2 separate regions of the Homo sapiens genome follow, and region 1 is linked to region 2. Evidence: chromatin contacts called from ENCODE Hi-C data. All regions are on one chromosome and are shown on one strand. Each heading gives the region's core, a stretch centred on a gene start or an enhancer-like site at or near the end of the contact. The rest is flanking DNA. Distances are from core to core; before and after follow the strand shown.

Region 1 (6,082 bases), core at 2,537-5,036, 290 kb before region 2:
CGCTAATATCAAGTTAAATCAGCAGGGGGCACAATTTCTCCACAATGTGGTAAGCTGCTTTTTCTGATTAGAAGGAAAAATGCCTAAGCTGTTTCTTTGTGCTGTTTTGAATCGGCGTTACCTGATAATCCAAACATTAAAATGTCGTGCACAAATTCATTTTCCACAGAAACAGGCAACATAAGCCATCCAAAGGGAGTTGGCAAATTTACTGACAGTGCCTTGCTGATTATATCATTTCTGCATCCGTGAGTTTTTATTTTTTAAAATAAGCAACCATGGGGTGGGTGTGTTCAAAACTGTAAATACAAGCAGTGCTATGGAACCTGTGGCCACATATTTATTTAGAGTCTTTCTCTAGAAACTCCCAGCCTGACAGCGACTCCCGTTTTCTGGGTATCTAGGAAAGATGTCGTCTATTGATTTCATCAAGAATTGCAGCAGATACTTTCAGGGGCTGTGTTTTATAGCTGTCTTGCACATCTTCCAACACTTTGCGCACTCATAATGCCTCATAATCCAATTTATTATATTCTCTTTTTGATTTGTTAAAAAGAAAGAGAAATCAATGACCTTGTTTCTTAGGGTTTCCATATGTGTGACATGGAATGATCTAGCAATGCCCAAGTGTCGGCTCCTGTATTTGTACCTGGCCCTGGCTCAGTGCTGTTTGATATTACTGTATTTCTCTTGGCATTCATTTTACCACCTTTGGGGGGAAAAAAGTTAGGAATATCAGAAGAATTCAGGAAATCTTATCACTAAAGGGTTAAAGTGTTCTTCAAAATTATTACTGTTAAATGCAGTATTAATAACAGACTACAGTCATGTAGAACTCACTGTGTTTTAGGCTTGATTCCTTTGTATTTATTAACTCATCAACAAAAAAAGAAAGGGGTTAAGAAATTTGCCAAAATTCACTTATGTAGTAAGTGAGGCAGAAATTTAAACACATGCAGTTTGGCTGTAAACACTATGTGCAAGGTGTATGATTTAAAATTTTTAATTTTTAATAAGTAATAATTCACAGGTAGATTATTATTTTTAATTCATGGATTTTTAAAATAAAAATGTTATACGTTGAGTTTTGCTTCTATTCTATCCACCCGGTCAGCCCCCCTCCTTACAGTATACCTTTCCAGTACTTTATGCAGTTGCAAACCAAAACAAATACATATTCTTTTCCTCTTCTTTATGACACTATGGGCATCATAATGTGTTCACTATTCTGAACTTTTCTTCTGAGCCATCTATCCTGGATACCTTCCCACAATGTAACAGAGAGGCTGTCTTCATTCTTTTTCAGCACCTAGTGTTCCATTTTGAGGACATACTGCACTTTATTTAACCAGTCCTCTCTTTATGGAAATGGGTTGTTTCTTAGGCTATTACAAACAATACCATAACACATCACTTGTGCATGTCATTTTGTAACTGTGCAGAGATTTCCATAGGATAAACTCCCTGTTATAGGTTAATTGAGTTAAAGGGTGAAAGCATCTGTAATACTGTATGGAAACTGCTACATGGTCCCCTCTCAGAGCTGTACCACTTGGGTTCCTACAGAAATGTTGAAAGTGCCTGCTTTCCCACAGTCTCACTAACAGAGTATATTACAGAATTTTTGGATTTTTGCCAACACGATAAGTGAGAATGGCTTCTCACTTATCATTTCTTTGCATTTTTAAAAGTATGGGTAAGGTTGTGTGTCATCTCACTAAGGGTCATTTTTATGTGAACTGTCTGTTCATGTCCTCGCTCATTTATCTTTTGGCTGATTGATCTTTTTCATCTCAATTTATAACGGTTTACATATTAAGGAAATAAATCATATTTATATGATAAGAGTTGCAGATATTTTTCCTGGTTTGAATTTGCTTTTTACCTGTGTCTTTGTTTTGGACCATAAATGCACTTTTTATTTTGATGTGCTTCAATGAAGATATAGAACTTAATTACATTATTAATTATGCATGTTTTAAATAGTTTTTTGACAGCCATCAAGGAAGGTATAAATAGATTTTATTCAACAAAAACATGTTAAGAACTTACTACTGTGCATTCTACTTTGTGCTAAGTGTTTGGAACAAAACTGTTCCCCTGGAAAATTTCCTAATGTAGTGGGTAAGACAACTGTCTCAGTAAATAATTCCAGTGTGCCAGTGGTAAGCATTATAATAAACACATGAAAAAGAAAATTATTTTTAAGCAGCATCTTGAGGGATATTTAGGAGTTAGGTAGGAGAGAAGGAAAAGGTAGGCTAAGTTCTCATAGCCTAGCTCCTGAGGGATTAGTTCCTATCTTAGCATTTGAATAACTTTCTACCCTCCAGACAAAGTAGGTTGGCTTTTTCTTGTATCAATTTCCCAAACGCAGGCAATAATCCCAATTATCTCTTACTTAAACAAGATGGGATATAGTAGTACTCTTACCTGAAAGAAATTTATTTTATTTGGAATACTGCAAAGGTGGGTAAGCTTATGGTGGCATCAGACTCTCAATGTTCACATAATGTCATTTTGCTTCTAAACATTTGATGTTGTCAGGTAAGAAAAGGAAGGAGTTCAGGTGCTGGTGCATTTATAGTCCTTGATCGTGACAACTCTCAACTGTTTTCTTTCAGATTGGATTTACAGTTTCTGAAGAACTGGAAATTGTGTTTGCAATGCCCCAGTTATTCACTGGTCAGTTCAAATATGAGATATAATTGATGTGCAAGCAAGAAGAGATAGTAGAGTCAGCGACTGACAGGTCTTCCCTACTGAGCTGGGATAAGAGGCTGGGACTGGCAACACTGGTTCAAATGGCAGATACAACTTGTTGCCTATCCAACTTATACTCTTCTTATGTCCCACCAATGAAACTCATGTTTGGTTCAGAAAGGTAAGGAGACCAGCCCAAATGTGTACTCTGACGAGTCTGGTCTAGTGTAGGCCCATCATGCTGATCTAGCTCCTCTTTTTCAGAAACTATTTTTTTTTTTTTTAAGCTCAGGGTATTATGATCCTGTTATGGCCAATGGTGCACAAGGTGAAGTCTGCTGGAGTATTTCTGAGAGAGCTTTTGCTTTCATAATAAAGCAGACAGATGATGATTCCTGCTTTCACTGCTTCATCTTGCCTTAAATGCAGATGTGATTTGATATCCAGAACCAGAACAGCCATCTTAGGACGAAGATGACTGAGAAATTTTCGCAGTGGATCAGCCCTGACATCATGTCGCTGACTTAACAGTTGCCTGTGTCCTGACTTCTTGGCATGTGAGGAAAGGAGACATCCCTTCTTTCTTAAGCTGGTTGAGTTTTCTACCAAGCAGCCAGGCAGTCACTAAGCAATAGCATGGGGGCGGCTGCTAGCTTTGCTGGCCATATTTCTAGAGATTCGGCTGGTAAGGAGACAACAAGCCAAAATGGATTTAGCCAATCTATAACTCATATAGACAGCATAAAAGATCAGCATGGTGTCAGCTACCTGCCACCATTGTTCCACAGGATGACACCAAGCCAAGGAGGGAGATGATGGGGAGCACAAGCAGTGGGTCACTCCTCACCCTGTGACTGAGAAGTCAACAACTCTAGGCTCCAGCCAAGCACTTTTATAGTCTGCAACAGTTCCTGAAGAAGGGGGACAGATGGAAAGTCCCATACCTCACCAGAACCAGGAAAACAGATGGGAAATGACCTTGTGACAACCTCCCACAAGGTAGGGAGGTGAATGGCAACAGCCTTGACAGCACCGCACGGAACTGCCACTCATGCCAAATTCCTGAGAACATGACAAGGTGTTCGTTCACCAAGCCAAGTCAGGCTGCAGCTGAGCCTCACCTCCAGGGCCTGTGTGGAGACCTGCAAGGGTGCCAGGAAGCCATTCCCTTAAAAATTGCAGATAAAAACATTTCTAATTGAGAAAACTCTTATCCCAAGGAGGTATGAGGGAAAGGAACTAATCTTATGGAAGAACAAAGGTTTTCCAGAGGAATAATACCTTCTCTTTATTTTTTTTATTTTTTGCTGAAATAGTTCCCAGTATCTCATAAGACTGATTACCAGGACACTTCACTGTATACAAAGGCAGTGTTGAAAGCATTTCCAGACATTTCCAAGGGCAGATGCCAAGGTCATGCATGACTGTGTCTGTGTGTGTAAATGTGTGTGTGCTAAGCATTCATTAGCAACCAATCTCATAGACCCCAGAGCAGCGTATCAACATGCTTCCTGCAGCTGCCCTTCAGAAGTGATGTGTATAATTACACATTCAAATTCATCCCCAGCCACCCACACTGGTTTGTTTCACTCTTATTTCCTAAATATATAATGCAGGTTTTGAAATATAAAATTCCAATGTTAACAAGCCTTAAAAGAAACCATTTTACAGCCTTTGCCTTTTCATGCCTGACAGAAAAGCTCACATAACTACAAGTGCAAAGCACAGGTAACACTGCTTCTTCATTTATCCCTTCAAACCACAAGATGTGGGAGATGTTATTGTTATTTGTGACATTCATGTCATATCACCTTAATGTCTTGAAGTAGAATTTATGTCTGTATATGATTCATCCTAGCTATCTACAGGGATAAAAATGAGATGACTTCATTACTGTGGAATAGAACAGATGATCTTAGAGCTGAAGGGAACCTAAAGATCCCACACTCTAACCCTCTAATTTAATTTCACTAGTGAAGGTAAAGTGATTTACCCCATAGTCTCCTCTTATGAACCCAAAACAAGACACACGTGGAAGTCCCTGGGCTGCCCCTCCACTCCCACCCCATGCCCTGTCCTATACCCTAAAGTGTCTGGGAGCATGCATGTGAATATCCTAGCCTGCACAATCAGGCTGTTCTATTACTAAGCTCTTAATGATTTTTTTTTAGCCCCTTTTAATCATTGTCCTCAAAAGGCGATGCCTGAAAAATGTCTTTAAGTTCTGATTTGCAACCCTGTAAAAATGATCCCACTGAGTAAGCTATTCCTTGTGATCTTTAGAATTTGCTAGAAAGACTTGATTAACTTTCTGAAGTTCCCAAAGAAGGGACAGATTCAGGAACACCAGTTGGGAGAAGTGGAGGAGGTGAGGCAAGAGGATGGAAGCAGGGAATTCAGTGAAAGTCTACATACCAAGTAGTGAGCCCCTGCCTAACTCAACCTCCATTCTCTGGTGACCAGCCTTAGCTCTCCAGCTAGGAGAGTGGAGGATGCTCTCTGGATAAACAGATTGAGCAGGAGAACAGACCTACAGATGCCAGTATTTGAGGGTCACTCAACAAAATGGCCATCTCTACCCATAATCCCACAGTGAAGCTAACCAGGAAATAAGGACTAGCCTTGAACACAGAGCTTCACTCCACTCTCAAGGGGCTCACTCTTATGAGTAAGGACTGACAAAGAGGAACAGATGTCAAGGAAGTCTTCGAGAAGCAAGGCAGAGACAAAAAAGGAAAAACTAAAGAGGAACTCAAAGGATTCAGCAACTATACAGGCAAGAAAAGTAACAGCCCCAAACACTTTATAACCACATTCCTCAGAGGGAGATGAGAATACACTATATCCATAAAACAAGAACTGGTAGGATCTTAGAAGTTAACATTTGAAAGCTGAAATCAGTAGAATTGCTAGGAGATAAATTTAAGGAAATAGACTGGTAAGCAAAACAAACAAAAGCCCCTACAGATTTCTAACAGGAAAACAGAAAAAGAAATAATAAAAAAGTTAAAGGATCAAACTAGGAAATAGATTTAATTAAGAATTTCTGGAAGAGAGAAAATGGAAAGGAGGTAATTGCTAAAGAAGTAATAAGTGACATTTCCAAGAACTAAAGGATGTTGGCTTTCAAATGCACATGAAAGCCCAGCCCCCTAAATGAGGAAAGACCAAAACCAAGGGTTTCATGGAGACTGCAATATGGCTGCAGACTGCAGTGCACACTGGTCACTGATTCGTTCTCCAGTCTCCTGCTGGCACTGGACTCTGTTCTAAAATACAGGTCATGTGTCTGGAGCTGGAGAACGTGTGAATTCTTAGTCAGGCCCAGACTACTTCAACTGTGAACTTCCTGGGAGTTGAACCCTGAGTCAGCTCAGTT
Region 2 (5,625 bases), core at 1,122-3,621:
AGAATAATTGTAAATAAAAATAGGCCAGGCGCAGTGGCTCACGCCTGTAATCCCAGCACTTTTGGAGGCCAAGGCGGGCGGATCACGAGGTCAGGAGATCGAGACCATCCTGGCTAACACAGTGAAACCCCATCTCTGCTGAAAATACAAAAAATTAGCCGGGCGTGGTGGCGGGCGCCTGTACTCCCAGCTCCTCGGGAGCCTGAGGCAGGAGAATGGCGTGAACCCGGCAAGCAGAGCTTGCAGTGAGCTGAGATCACGCCACTGCACTCCAGCCTGGGCGACAGAGTGAGACTATGTCTCAAAATAAATAAATAAATAAAATAAAATAAAATAAAATAAAAATAGATGCCATTTTATACCCATAAAATTGGTAGAAATGTAATCTCATGATACCAAGAGTTGGAAAGAATTTGGAGCAGTGGGAAATTTAATATATTTGTGAGACTGTAAATAAATTGATATTACTACTTTGAAGAGCATGCTTTACATATTACGTGCACGAAGATATCATATGTGTATACAACGATATCATCAGGTACATTAATGAAATCTAAACATCTATCAACATAATGAGGAAATAAATTGTAGTGTAATCATACAGCAGAAAAAATGAGTTAATACTAAATGCAATGTGGTATTCTGGATTGAACTCTGGAACAGAAAAAGGACACTAGTGGAAAAACTGGTGATATCCAAATAAAGTTTGTGGTTTAGGTAATTAAAACATACCAATGTGAATTTCTTAGTATGGACAAATGTACCATTGTTGTGTAGGATATTAAAATTAGAAGAGGTTGGGGGAATGGTGTATGGAAATTCTCTGTATTCTGCAACTTTTCTGAAAGTCTAAAATTATTCCAAAAAAAGAGTTTATTTTTTAAAAAATGAATAGAGCTTCTTAGATCATTATGGGTAAACCTCACAAACATAATGCTGAGAAAATAAGAAATTGCAGAACACACATATAGTATGTAACCAAGTATATAAGTTTAGAAGTATTGATACATTATGTTTTATTTAATGATATATATGTATATAGTACAATTTTATACATATACTTAAATCATAAACACCAAATTAACTATGCCATGAAGGTAAAGGGACTTGGCTGTGATCAAAGGGTGTTACCAATAGATTTTAAGTTTTTGCAGTGTTTAATTTCTTAGGTTGGGTGATGGATATGTTAATTAATTTGGCTGTGGTAATCATTTTACAGTGTGCATGTATATCCAATCATCATGTTGTACACCTTGAATATATACAATTTCTATTTGCCAATTATACCTCAATAAAGCTGGGAAAAAAACCTAGTAAGTCTGTCTAGGTTATTTGTCAGTGGTGACAAACAAAGCAAAGCAGAACAAAACAAAACCAGAAAAAAGTGATTTTGACTTCTTACAGGTTCTGTGTTTATAATCTAATAAAAGCAAGTCATCTTAAAAATAATCCTGATTATTTCTTTTACAATGTAAGATGGTTTTACTATGTGTAAATAGATAAACAAGTGGCAATGTCCTTATAAGGAGAAAGGAGAGACGTTCATTCAGGAGAATGTGCTAAGGTTAGGGACAGTTCTCTACCATACACACTGCCTTGTAGAAACTCCATCAGAGACAGAATACCAGCATTAATGCGCTTTCATTCTTGATTACAGAACAAAGCTCTTTTAAGGTTTATTCTTAACTAACAAAGCATCTTTTTTATATCCAGCTGTTTCCTATGCTGGAGAAACAACAATAACAACAAACAGGTTAGTTCTATAAAATGCAATTATGTAATTTTTGGAGGGCTTCGATGTATTTTCAATTTGTTCTTCCATTTGTTGCCACCAGTACTGAGGCTCCACCTAGGGCCCTTTTCTATAATTACATTCATATTCGTTAAAGCTAATCTCCTTTATGATAGCAATATGTAAAGCAGTTATGCAAATAAAACAGAGTGCTTGAGTTTTTGTTTTTTTCCCTGAATCTAATATATGAAAATTAGATTTGCTCACTCCCAGGAACTGACCCACTGCTAAGGCAGTGAACCACCATGGGTTCTTGCCAGGCAAGGAGGTGGTTAACATCTTATCTCTAGCCTTGGAACATTGCCTTCAGGAATGCAGCCAGGTTACTTTTGAAACAGGTGGTCCCAGTTCTGGCAGGGTTGGTAAAGTGGAGAAACAATTACCTTCTTGTGAATCACAAGGACAGATAGAGGAGGCTTAAATCAGATGGAGGCAGAGAAAGATCACAGGGCAGACCTAAAGAATTTGCTTTAGAAGTTACAACATGACATTTACAATTGTGGTTGTCTTCTTTACCTTTTATATTTCTGTGAGTTGAGTTTTCAGTATTTTACTCCTAGTCCAATGTGCAATTTGTTTTTTGATTCCCTATCTTTCCAGCAGTGAGTAATGCAAAATGATTTGAGCTAGCACTCCAGAGTGTTTTGCCTCACACCTGCCATCTGCCTGCTTAGTCACCGTGCAACCATCCTTGCCCTAGATGATGATTTTTATTTGATATAAGAATTGGCAGGCAACAGTTGTTGTGTTAGGAGATTTCTGGATTCCCAGTTTTCTTTATTCTTGTAATGATAGCAGCATGGCACATTAATGTTTCAGATATTCACTTGGCTTTTCCTTGTAACTACCATATGTTCTTAAAGATATTTAGTGTGGGGAGAGTTGTGAAAAAGGAAGGGGAAATGGATTATTTTTAATGTTATTTAAAAATTGTAGACATGAAAACCATTGCTACTCAGCACAAAGCAAAGTAGAAATCTCTCAATTTATCCGTAATCTCAGCCCTCAATTTCAGCAAAACTATCCTTTCTGCGTGTTCCCATTGACAGTCTTACTCTATACAGTTTGGGTGTAAATTCTCTACAAAGGAAGATACAGGTATAAAGACAGAATTCCCTTTACAGACAGTAATTGGAACCAAGCAGACACTGTGATTAAAGAGACTACTGTAGGTATGCATTCGGACAAGTTAGGCAAAGAAACCCACTTTAGAATTAGGATACAAACCAGAAGAAGGTTATTTAGCTTAATACATATGTAAACCAAAAATAAAATTCTAAGCACCCCCCTGACCCAAGGGCATTCCAAAGTTAACCTGAAAAAAGTTGTTGGCCTGAAAAAGTTCAGGCCAAGACAGGATGGGAACGTTGGACATGCCTCATTTTACCCTTCCGCCTTTGGAATTCAGGCACAATTGACCAGCATTAACATTAACACAGAGACCTTAAGACTAACAAAACAGACTCTTAACATAACCGATAGCAGGCCCTGAAAGAAATCAAAGTATTTTACCCCAAAATATATTTCTTTGAAATGCCCTTGCAAAGCTGTCTCTTGGGAGAATCTCTTTCCCTTACCAGGTCTTTTTCCTGACCCAGGAGAGAATTAACTAAGAGTCTGGCACCTTTTTAAGTCTGATAAGAAACATTTACAATCTATTCTCTCTGAAGCCTGCTACCTGGATAAGAATAAGAACCTTGTTCTCCACAACTGCATATCTTAACCCAGACACTCCCTTCTATTCATTCCAGGTCTTTAGGTAATAACTCTTTCAACCAATTGCCAATCAGAAATTCTTTGAATTGACTTATGACCTTGAACTATCCACCCCAAGCTTCAATTTGTCCCACCTTTCTGGACAGAACCAATGTATATCGTACATCTTACAATGTACATCGTACATGTATTGATTGATGTCTTAATTCTCCCTAAAATGCATAAAACCAAGCTGTAGCTGGACCACCTTGGGCACATGTTCTCAGAATCTCTTGGGCTGTGTCACAGGCCATGCTTACTCATATTTGGCTTAGAATAAATCTCTTCCAATATTCTACAGTTTGACTCTTTCCATTGACACATATTATGCATAGTAACAAAAAAATTCATTTTTAATTATTTCATACATACTAAGAATATAAAATAAGTATGTACAATATAGATAAGAAAAATAAAATAAGCCTGCTCCCACCTACCACTGAGCTTAAGAATGAAAACTCTTACCACAATAAAATTCCTACTACAGAAAATTAAAAAGTTAGTTTAAAAAGAGTAAAAAACAAGAAAAGAATGAAGACTCTTAACATATTTTTGAAGTCTCCTGTGTACCCACCTAGCATCATCACTCCTCTCAACTTACTCCCATCCTTGCTTCCTAGGTAATCATTATCTTGAGCTATGGGTTATCATTCCTCCAATTTTTTTTGTTGTAGTTATAAAAATGTATGTATTCCTGAATAATATGTTTGTTGGGTTTTGCATGTTTTTGAATTTCATATACATGAAACTGCAATCTATATATTCTGTCACTTTCATTTTCATCAGCATTATGTCTGAGAGAGTCATTCACGTGGACACATGAAGCTATAGTCTATTCATTTTCACTGCTATATTTTAAATATTTCATTGTATAAATATACCACAGTTTATTTCTCCAGTCTCCTGTCAATGGTCCTTTATGTTGGTTCCAATTTTTTACTGTTAAAAACAGTGCTGCAATAAATATTTTAGTACCTGTGTCCTTTTGCACATATGTGAGAGTTTCTATAGTCTGGGGTGTATACCTACATGTGGAATTGCTGGGTGTTAGGTGTGCGCATCTTCAGGTTTACTAAATATAATCAAATTATTCTCAAAGGGGGTTGGACCATTTAACCCCTCATTAGCAGTATTAGCAGTTCCTGTTGTCCCTAACCTTCACAAGCAAGCTGATTTGTCAGCTTTAAAATTTTTGCCAATGTTTTGGGTACAAAATGATATTTCAGCTTTTTTCTAAGTATGAATGAGGTTGGACATCTTTTTATGTTACTAGTCATTGGTTTTTCCTCTTCTGTGAAATGGATATCCATAGTCGCTGCCCATTTCCTATTGGTTTCTGTGTCTTTACTGGAGTTATAAAAATATAGAGAATACTAATATTTTATTCTAATTAACATGTGTTAGAAAAGTGTTCTCCTAGTCTATGGCTTGTCTTTTGTCTTTTCACATTTTTATGGTGTCTTTCAATAAACAGAAGTTTTAATTTTGATAGTTGTATTTATCTCTTTTACTTTGCAGATTCTGCCTCTTTTTTAAATCTTTTTGTAACATACATTTGCAAAAATAATCTATTTTCTTCAGGAAGTTTTAAAAAGTATAAGTAAATTCCTGCCAGAAATTTATTTTTTGGTTATGACATGGGTCCTTGTGGAAAATGAATTTTCCAGGCACTGTTTATTAAATTGTCCGTTTCTTCTACACCTCTCTAAAATTGCAGCCCAGTCTTCTTTCACATATGTAAAGGCCTGTCACTGAGGTTCCTGCTTTTGTTTCATTGGTATATTTACCTATCCTGTACCAGTAACATACTAGTGAAACTTTAAATAATACTGGAAATATTACTGGCAAATTCTCTCTACTTCTATATGTACATTTCTTCTTCAATAGTGTATTGGCTTTTTTCTTCCTAGATATTCTTGACCTTTTGCTTTTTTGAATAAATTTTAGAATTAGTTTATCAGATTCCACAAAAATGATTTAATAAACTTTTTCTGAAGATTTAGTTTCATTCATTATAATTTTTCTATAACAAAGACTGAATCTACACAAGTAAGAGGTAAGTAATTTTAAAGGAGTGT

The links. A loop is a pair of places that touch in the nucleus more often than their neighbours do. Pooled maps may share reads with other maps.
Region 1: a map of CD4-positive, alpha-beta memory T cell shows a loop between it and region 2 (9-fold over the local background). The contact joins two enhancer-like sites. A Hi-C loop is called at or near these places in 18 of 168 maps with a recorded cell type or tissue (A673, B cell, CD4-positive, alpha-beta T cell and 12 more), 32 of 37 single-sample maps with no recorded cell type and 27 of 50 pooled maps.

The regions. Positions count from the first base shown.
Region 1 is chr6:79,862,260-79,868,341 of GRCh38, reverse strand. LOC107986614 (a long non-coding RNA gene) reads left to right here. Exons shown (of 3, transcript XR_001744216.3): 2 at 1-49; 3 at 2,625-5,600. Among named protein-coding and RNA genes, the nearest start is that of LINC01621, 53 kb to the right of the region's middle. Within about 2 kb of position 3,786, at least 2 of the 41 ENCODE cell types and tissues checked have a DNase peak (open chromatin) inside an H3K27ac peak, as active enhancers do.
Region 2 is chr6:79,567,162-79,572,786 of GRCh38, reverse strand. It overlaps a transcript of SH3BGRL2 not described here. Among named protein-coding and RNA genes, the nearest start is that of LCA5, 33 kb to the right of the region's middle. Within about 2 kb of position 2,371, at least 9 of the 41 ENCODE cell types and tissues checked have a DNase peak (open chromatin) inside an H3K27ac peak, as active enhancers do.